2 separate regions of the Homo sapiens genome follow, and region 2 is linked to region 1. A link is a contact called in ENCODE Hi-C or POLR2A ChIA-PET data. All regions are on one chromosome and are shown on one strand. Each heading gives the region's core, a stretch centred on a gene start or an enhancer-like site at or near the end of the contact. The rest is flanking DNA. Distances are from core to core; before and after follow the strand shown.

Region 1 (2,700 bases), core at 201-2,700:
GAATGTTCTTGTCCCTCATCCAAAGTAATAAAGTGCAGAGAAGCTCGCTTTTGTGCGCGCTGTCTCTCTCTCCCTCCCTCTCTCACTTTCTCGCTTTCTTTCCTCCACCCCTCCACCGCTCTCTCCAAGGGTCTTGGTCTCAGATCTCAGTTGCTTCTGCCCCTTGATGTTTGGGATTTTCTCCTTGCCTCACATTGCAGCTGCCTCTCCTTTGCGTCGGCGAATGTACGTCCAACAATCGCCCTCTAAAAGTTTTGAACTTTACTTAGGGGTTAAAAAAGAACTCTAGATCAAAGCTCTTGCGAGCTGCGTCCTAGTGCATTCAGGAATCCACCTCCTAGACAGAATTCCTCCAGCAACAATTCCAGTTCCATCCCACTTGTGAGCGCCAGCAGAGCATAGTGCTTGACATCGGGGCGAGAGAGGTGCATGCGCCGCGCACGCTCGGGCGCGCTCATACATACCACAAGAGGGTGAGTCCCCTGCCTCTCCCCGAGCCTAACCTGAAGGTCTGCGAGGAGGTCGCACCCGGTCCGCACCCCTTCCCCGCCAAACCCCGGACAACGCTTCATCCGCACGCCCAGAAGGGCAAAGCAAACACACTCCCTTCCAACACACTCCCTTCCGGGTCCTGCCCAGGCACAACCGCTCCTATTTACCGTCTTGTACCACCAGCTGGCGAATGCCATGGCAACAACCGGCTGGCTCCGATCCGCACGGCGGGGGAGCCGGCGAGGGCGCGGGGTGTTGCGTTGGAGGCGCCGGGCTCACACTCCGCTTGGCCGGGACCGGGCTGGCACTGAGCTCCGCACATCCCAAGGCGGCTGCCAGGTGGGCAGAACCCTGGGGGTGGGGCCCGGCGCAGGCCCCGCCCCTCCTCGCCCGCCCAATTTGGCTCGAGGCTGGTTAGGGAAGAGGCTCTGCGTCTCCAGGCAGCCACGCCCTGCGGCCCGGCCTTAGCGCGGAAGACTACATCCCGCTGTCCAGTGAAACCACCCCACTCACTCGGGGGTCCTGAGTGAACCTCATTCCCCGTTCATCCTCATCCTCATTCACCCACGTCTTACCAGCCAACTTTTCTTGACGCGTCCCCCCCTCCACTCTACCCGGCCAACGCCACGCCCAGCGCACTGGACCCGGCCGGGGAACCGAAGCCACCTGCAGCCACCTGCCTGGCAGCGGCCAAGCCCCTAGCCCTCTCCCTGCCCCGCGGGGGCGCCGGGGACTGCAGACCCGCCAGCCTGGCAACGCCCAGGGAGGGCGGCCACAGCTCCGGGACCCGGTACCCCATCGCCCAGCCCCGCGACGCCGACAGGAGCGCCACTCACCTCATGGGTGCGGCGGGCGGCGGCTGCTCGCCGGGGCCGCGGGGAGGCGGCGGGCTTCTGGCCGGGCTGGGACATGGCGAGGCCGCTGCGGCCGCTGCCTCCCGGAATGCGCCGCGGAGAGTGGCGGGGAGGCCTGGCGGGGAGTCCTGCCAGGGAGAGAGGGAGGGAGGGAGGGAGCGGAGGGCCCGGGAGCGGGCGATGAAACAGCTTTTCCGACCCCACCCCAGGTCTGCGCCGGGGTTCCCCTAGCCCCGATGGGCCCTCCCCTTCCTGCCCGCGGAGGGACCCGGGCTCCTGCCCTGTAACTTAACACCCTCCGCCCCGGTCCTCACCCGGTGACCCGCCCCGGCCCCAGCACTGCTCTGGTCCCGGTTGGTCAGAAAGAAGGGGTTGGAGGTTGCAGCGTTCCTCCTTCGATGCCCAGATCTAGCTTGCAGTTGTGCAACGAGAGAGCGGGACCCGGGCGTGGCCAGTCTACGCTTCGACCCTCCTCCCAACAATCCGGAGAAGTAGATACTCTTTCTACATTCTGCTCCGCTTTAGCTGCGAGAGTTTACCAACTCAAATCTGGCCCAAGCCTGGACAGTCTAGATAAGGAAGCGGATCACAAAAACAAATTGGTCTGTGTGTGTGTGCGTGCGTGCACGCGCCTGTGTATGTTTTATATGATTTTACTTTGTTTTTTGGCAGTTTCGAATTTTAATAAACTTTTATGGGGAGGAGAACATAGGTTCCAATGCAAAACGGAGAACAGTCCCAAATTTAAACCCTTATAGTCTTTCTAGAGTCTGGCGAGTTTTGTTTCTGAAGCTAGATTGCTTTCTTCTTGGGCTCATCTTAAACAGCGCTTCCTGGTTTGGGGCTGGAAGTGAAATTTAACAAGCCCTACGTGCTTATGTGAGAAACTGTCAGCCTGCAGTTGCTGCTGGTTCACAATCAGGCCTGACAGAAAACCTGTTTGTTACCCTGCAGTAGCATCATCATTCTGGGACTTGGGGTCACCGCTTTCTGCAGCGTTGGGGTTTAGACAGTTGAAGAGAGAGAAGGCAGAGCCTTTTTTTTTTTTTTTTTTTTTTTTCTGGAGAGGCAGTTTCGCTCTGTCTGGAGTGCAGTGGCGCGATCTCTGCTCGCTGCAATCTCCGCCTCCCAGGTTCAAGCGATTCTCCTGCCTCAGTCTCCTAAGTACTTGGGACTACAGGCGCGTTGTCACACCCAGCTTTTTTTTTTTTTTTTTTTTTTTAATGGTAGAGACGGGGTTTCACCACGTTGGTCAGACTGGTCTCGAACAACACCTGACCTCAAGTGATCTGCCCAGTGCTGCCTCCCAAAGTGCTAGGATTACAGGCGTGAGCCACTACAGCCGGCCAGAAGG
Region 2 (4,221 bases), core at 1,216-3,715, 230 kb after region 1:
ATAATGGAAACACGTCCTCTTAATTTCTGGAGTATCCGGTTTTCTATATAAATTAATCACATGAATCAAATGCTATTAAAACCAACTTAAGGGTGATAATTGGCTCTTCCAATTTATAATACGAAATATAACACTGATGGGCCTGGAGGTCACTACCATGATCTACAAATCAGGGTAGGACTAGCCCTTGAAACAAAAAGTTAAAATGGATTCTAAATCTACTTGCACCTCTAGTCTTGGCAGAAATTTATTTCTTCTGCATGCCAGAAGTTCTGGCAAAGAGGTTCATAGGATAAAAATCAGACAATAGCAGATTAACTTACTGATATCTGTATTGTGTGGATGAGGATATTATCTTCTTTTTGTGAGAGTTTACTTGGCCCTGTTAGGTATATAAACCAAATGTTTATTCCAGGCTTCTATGGTGCTCCATTTAAGACAAATGCCTCATTAATGAGAGAGACACGGACCCTATTGCCAACACTCTGCCAAACTGATTTACTTGAACAATAATAAGAAAGGGACAAATATGTTCCTCCTCTGACACATCTACCGTTATAAAACATTTGCCCTGGGCTTCTCTTGCCTTGCTAGTGCACAGTTAGTGTCTGTCTGCTGTGAGAATGAAACACCCTTGAGAGCTTGAGGCCACAACTCAGGCCGAGGTGTGAAGGGAAAAGAAGACAGCTTACCCAGCCATCAACATTCACACATGTGGATTTACAGAACAGACAACAAAGCTATCAATCGGAGCCCATTCCATTTCATCTCATGTGAGTTACATTATTGTAAAACACTTAACCATGTCACATGGCTTATTAACATTGGCATTTGATTTTGTAAAGATGCTTTATGTTTAAAGAAATTATGTAGTGCACATTTCTGCAAACGTGGAGGCAAATGAAAAATTAGCACTACAGAGCCTGATCCTCCACCAAGTCTTGTCTCATTTGCTTCTTGTAAGGAACATCTCTTGCTTCCTTTCTCCACTTGTTTATATGCTTTCTTTCCAACCTTCTCCCCTTTCTTCTATTTCTACAGCATAGATCGCGCCCTCGGGCGGTTGAGCTTTAAAAAACAACAACAACAACAACAAAAAAAAAAACAAACTTCCCAGGTGCAGCATACTCTCTCAATTCCACCTCCCGGCGATTTTACTTTTGGCCTGAGTCCAACACGTTCCCAAGAGCTGGACACAAGTTGTCACGATCATGAACCTAACCACACTCCCCCCTGCGGCCAATTTCCTATTTTGCTGTTCAAAAGAGGGAAATGCACATATCAAAAGGAAAACAGCTTGGTGCTGGCCAGCTGCAGAAGGGTGGAGGTCTTTGGTGCTCAGAAGAGAGAGCAGCTCCTGCGGCAGTCCTGCGTGTGTCGCTGTCCAGACCTCGGTGCTGAATACTAGGCACTGGTATCTCCCGCCAGGTTCAATCCCTCAGGGTTCGAATAGGCTCCACCATGGGAGACTGAACTCACTTCCCTAGGGTGAGGGGTGGAGAATTCATTTAGATGTTTCCTTGCTCTCCTCCCACAGGAAACCATTTTTCCACAAAGAGGCATTGTGCATTTTATGGGAAAGTAATGGCACAGCTCCAGCTCAGCACCAAAGTGAAGAGCTCTACTGAGGCACAATGGAAAGTCGAGGTAAATAAAAACTGCTCTTTCCCTCCCTGAATCAACACAACAGCTTTTGGGATCCTAGATCCCCTTGTTGACGAATTCTTAAAAATATGTTTTTTTAAAATCACATGATTAATCATTTTACTGATAAACACCCTAAAAGGTGGTGGTGGCGCTGGCTTTGCAATATCGGAGTATAACTACTGATATTGTTTTACTGAGGTTGAGAAACAAAGGGGAGGAGGGAAGTAAACTTGTAAACTAAGGTGGCTTGAATGGTTAAAAATTCATTTTTAATAGTATTGCTTTAACATAGACATGCTAATTTTCTCAGACAATTTAGAACAGAATTGGGACAGTAGTAGCTTCCCTTCTTCTCCTTACTCTCCTAGCCTCTCTCTTTGAAAGACCTAAGAGCCTTGTTCTTCATAGCAGGTGCTGATGCCCAAAGGGCCATTATAAGAATCCTATAGCCTCCCCCCCTCCCCGCCACACACATGAGATAATAAAGTAAATACAGAGAAAATGGATGGAAGGGAGGGAAAGCACTCCCAGCCTTTGATTCTTGGTAGTTATGTTCAAGTGGGGCACTTCTCTTTGAAAAGTGAAAATGTTTCTCACGGTACAGAATTTATGGGCAGACAAGGAGCAGACTTAACTGATCCCAGCAAACAGTTCCTTCCTTTTCCTAATCCCTGGCTGCTTATTTTAGCCGCTTCTCCGCCCCGCCGGGAATACCATTCGGATCTTAGTCCAGGTAGATCTGACGTCAAGAGATGGCTTTCGTCGATTTGACGTGTAAACACTCATTTCCATTCTGGCTGGGAAGGGCTGGGGCTCCACTCAGCCTGGAGACCGAAGCGCTTCACTGAGCGCTCGCCGCCGCCCAGCCTCTCCTCTCGCGCCTCCTAGCTCTTCGCAGAGCAACCAGGAGCCAGGAGTGGTCTAGAGCCCGAGGGTGGGAAGGGGGAGTCTGTCTGGCTTTTCTCCTATCTTGCTTCTTTTTCCTCTTCCCTTCCCACTCTTGTTCAAGCGAGTGTGTGAGCTATGGAGCGAAGAGCCTGGAGTCTGCAGTGCACTGCTTTCGTCCTCTTTTGCGCTTGGTGTGCACTGAACAGTGCAAAAGCGAAAAGGCAATTTGTCAATGAATGGGCAGCGGAGATCCCCGGGGGCCCGGAAGCAGCCTCGGCCATCGCCGAGGAGCTGGGCTATGACCTTTTGGGTCAGGTAAGAGTTTCCACTTTCAAGAAACTTTCTGGGGCCCCAGGGGACTGGCGGGACTGGAGCGCGGTCTTCCAAGTGGGAGCCCCAGGTTGCACTCTCCAGAGCCCAGAGTAGCAAAGAGCAAGGAGCTGCTCCAGCCCTCGCCCCTGTCGCGCTTGGAGAGAGAGAAAGCTTGCATTATTTACTGTTTAGGCTGGGCGCAGCCAAGCAGAAGGAAGCCGCTGCAGCTGGGTAGGGCTTATGCTTACTGTTGGCCGCTCTAGAATTGAAATCCGTTCCCGCGCGGTTTGGAAGAAAAATCCCTCCACGCTTGTTCAGGGAACTTGAGATACACTCAAGCTCTTACCAACCAAGCGCCCCCGGGAGAAGCAGTGCGCTCCATCCCCCGGGACTGAGGCGGTCTGCGTCAGGAGCCGGCTGTTGCCTTCTTTTCAATATGGCAGCATCAGATCCAAGTCCTGATGCAAGGGGCTAAGCAGGCTTGGGGCTGTCCGCCCTGGCAGCCTGTAAGGGCACGCCCAGGGCATTGGAAGAGTGCCAGCTGCTGGGACTCGCGACCAGGAGGTTGGGAGGCCGCGGAGTAGCCTGGGAAGCTGGGGGGAGAAATGGTGGGTGAAAGACACGGGACCATCTATCCCCGCGACTCTCTAGGGAGCTCCGGCTTTTCACTGGGAACTTATAAAGTCCAAGCTTCATAACTTTGCCCGGCCAGTCCCACTGCAGGGTCGAGATGCCGAACTGACTATGGGGAAGGGATCTATTTCTTTCTTGTTCTTCAGCCAAGTACGTAATCGTTTTCCCGGGAATTTCAGCTTATTGTTGCCTGTCCAAGTGAAGGCTTGGTCGATAGGTAGCTGGTTGGAGGTGGGTGGGCGTCAAGACATTAAGTGGGAGACTGCTTATAGCTGAGCGATTCCGAGGGGACCCTAGGGAGTGTGACTTCTAGTCTAGAGCTTTCCTTTCCTTGGCTCGGAATCAAGCCCTCGCCCCCTGCTTGGGAAGTTGGTCTGCATTGAAGCGTGGGAGGAGGCAGTTGTAAAACATTTTGGCGCGTTTTTTCTGGAGGTGGTGGTTGAGACGCCGCTGGAGTCACGGATGAGTAATCGGCGGGGGCGTTGGCGATTCTGTAGACCGAACCCTCTGGGGAATTCGCCTGCTCTTGCTAGAGGCTTCATTCTCAACTTTATAAACCAAATTGTCTTTGAAATGCCCGAAAGGAAAATCAATGCAGATTGGCTTCCTGGTGTCCCAGCAGCAGATGAGTCTTTTGCTTTTGGCCAGCCCTTGCCCTCGTGCCAGGCTCCGTGTTAGGGGCTGAGGAATAAGAGGAGGGAAAGAAACGCTCTCAAGTAATCAAGAATCTAGAGGAGACTA

Evidence for each region. Hi-C counts contacts between places; a loop is a spot of excess contacts on that map. ChIA-PET counts read pairs that join two places held with the same protein, here RNA polymerase II (POLR2A). Pooled maps may share reads with other maps.
Region 2: a map with no recorded cell type shows a loop between it and region 1 (2.4-fold over the local background). The contact joins the promoter of PCSK1 here to the promoter of CAST in region 1. A Hi-C loop is called at or near these places in 6 of 37 single-sample maps with no recorded cell type and 5 of 50 pooled maps. POLR2A ChIA-PET finds 5 or more read pairs at or near these places in 2 of 52 experiments (both WTC11).

What each region holds. Positions count from the first base shown.
Region 1 is chr5:96,661,126-96,663,825 of GRCh38, reverse strand. CAST (calpastatin) reads right to left here and starts at 1,450. Exons shown (of 32, transcript NM_001750.7): 1 at 1,329-1,450. The coding sequence starts at 1,403. RefSeq lists silencers at 674-953, 1,144-1,733 and an enhancer at 1,296-1,797.
Region 2 is chr5:96,431,492-96,435,712 of GRCh38, reverse strand. PCSK1 (proprotein convertase subtilisin/kexin type 1) reads left to right here and starts at 2,465. Exons shown (of 14, transcript NM_000439.5): 1 at 2,465-2,850. The coding sequence starts at 2,671. The region is part of intron 4 of LOC101929710 (a long non-coding RNA gene); the gene reads right to left. It also overlaps a transcript of CAST not described here and the pseudogene LOC102724070. RefSeq lists silencers at 1,313-1,432, 1,294-1,588.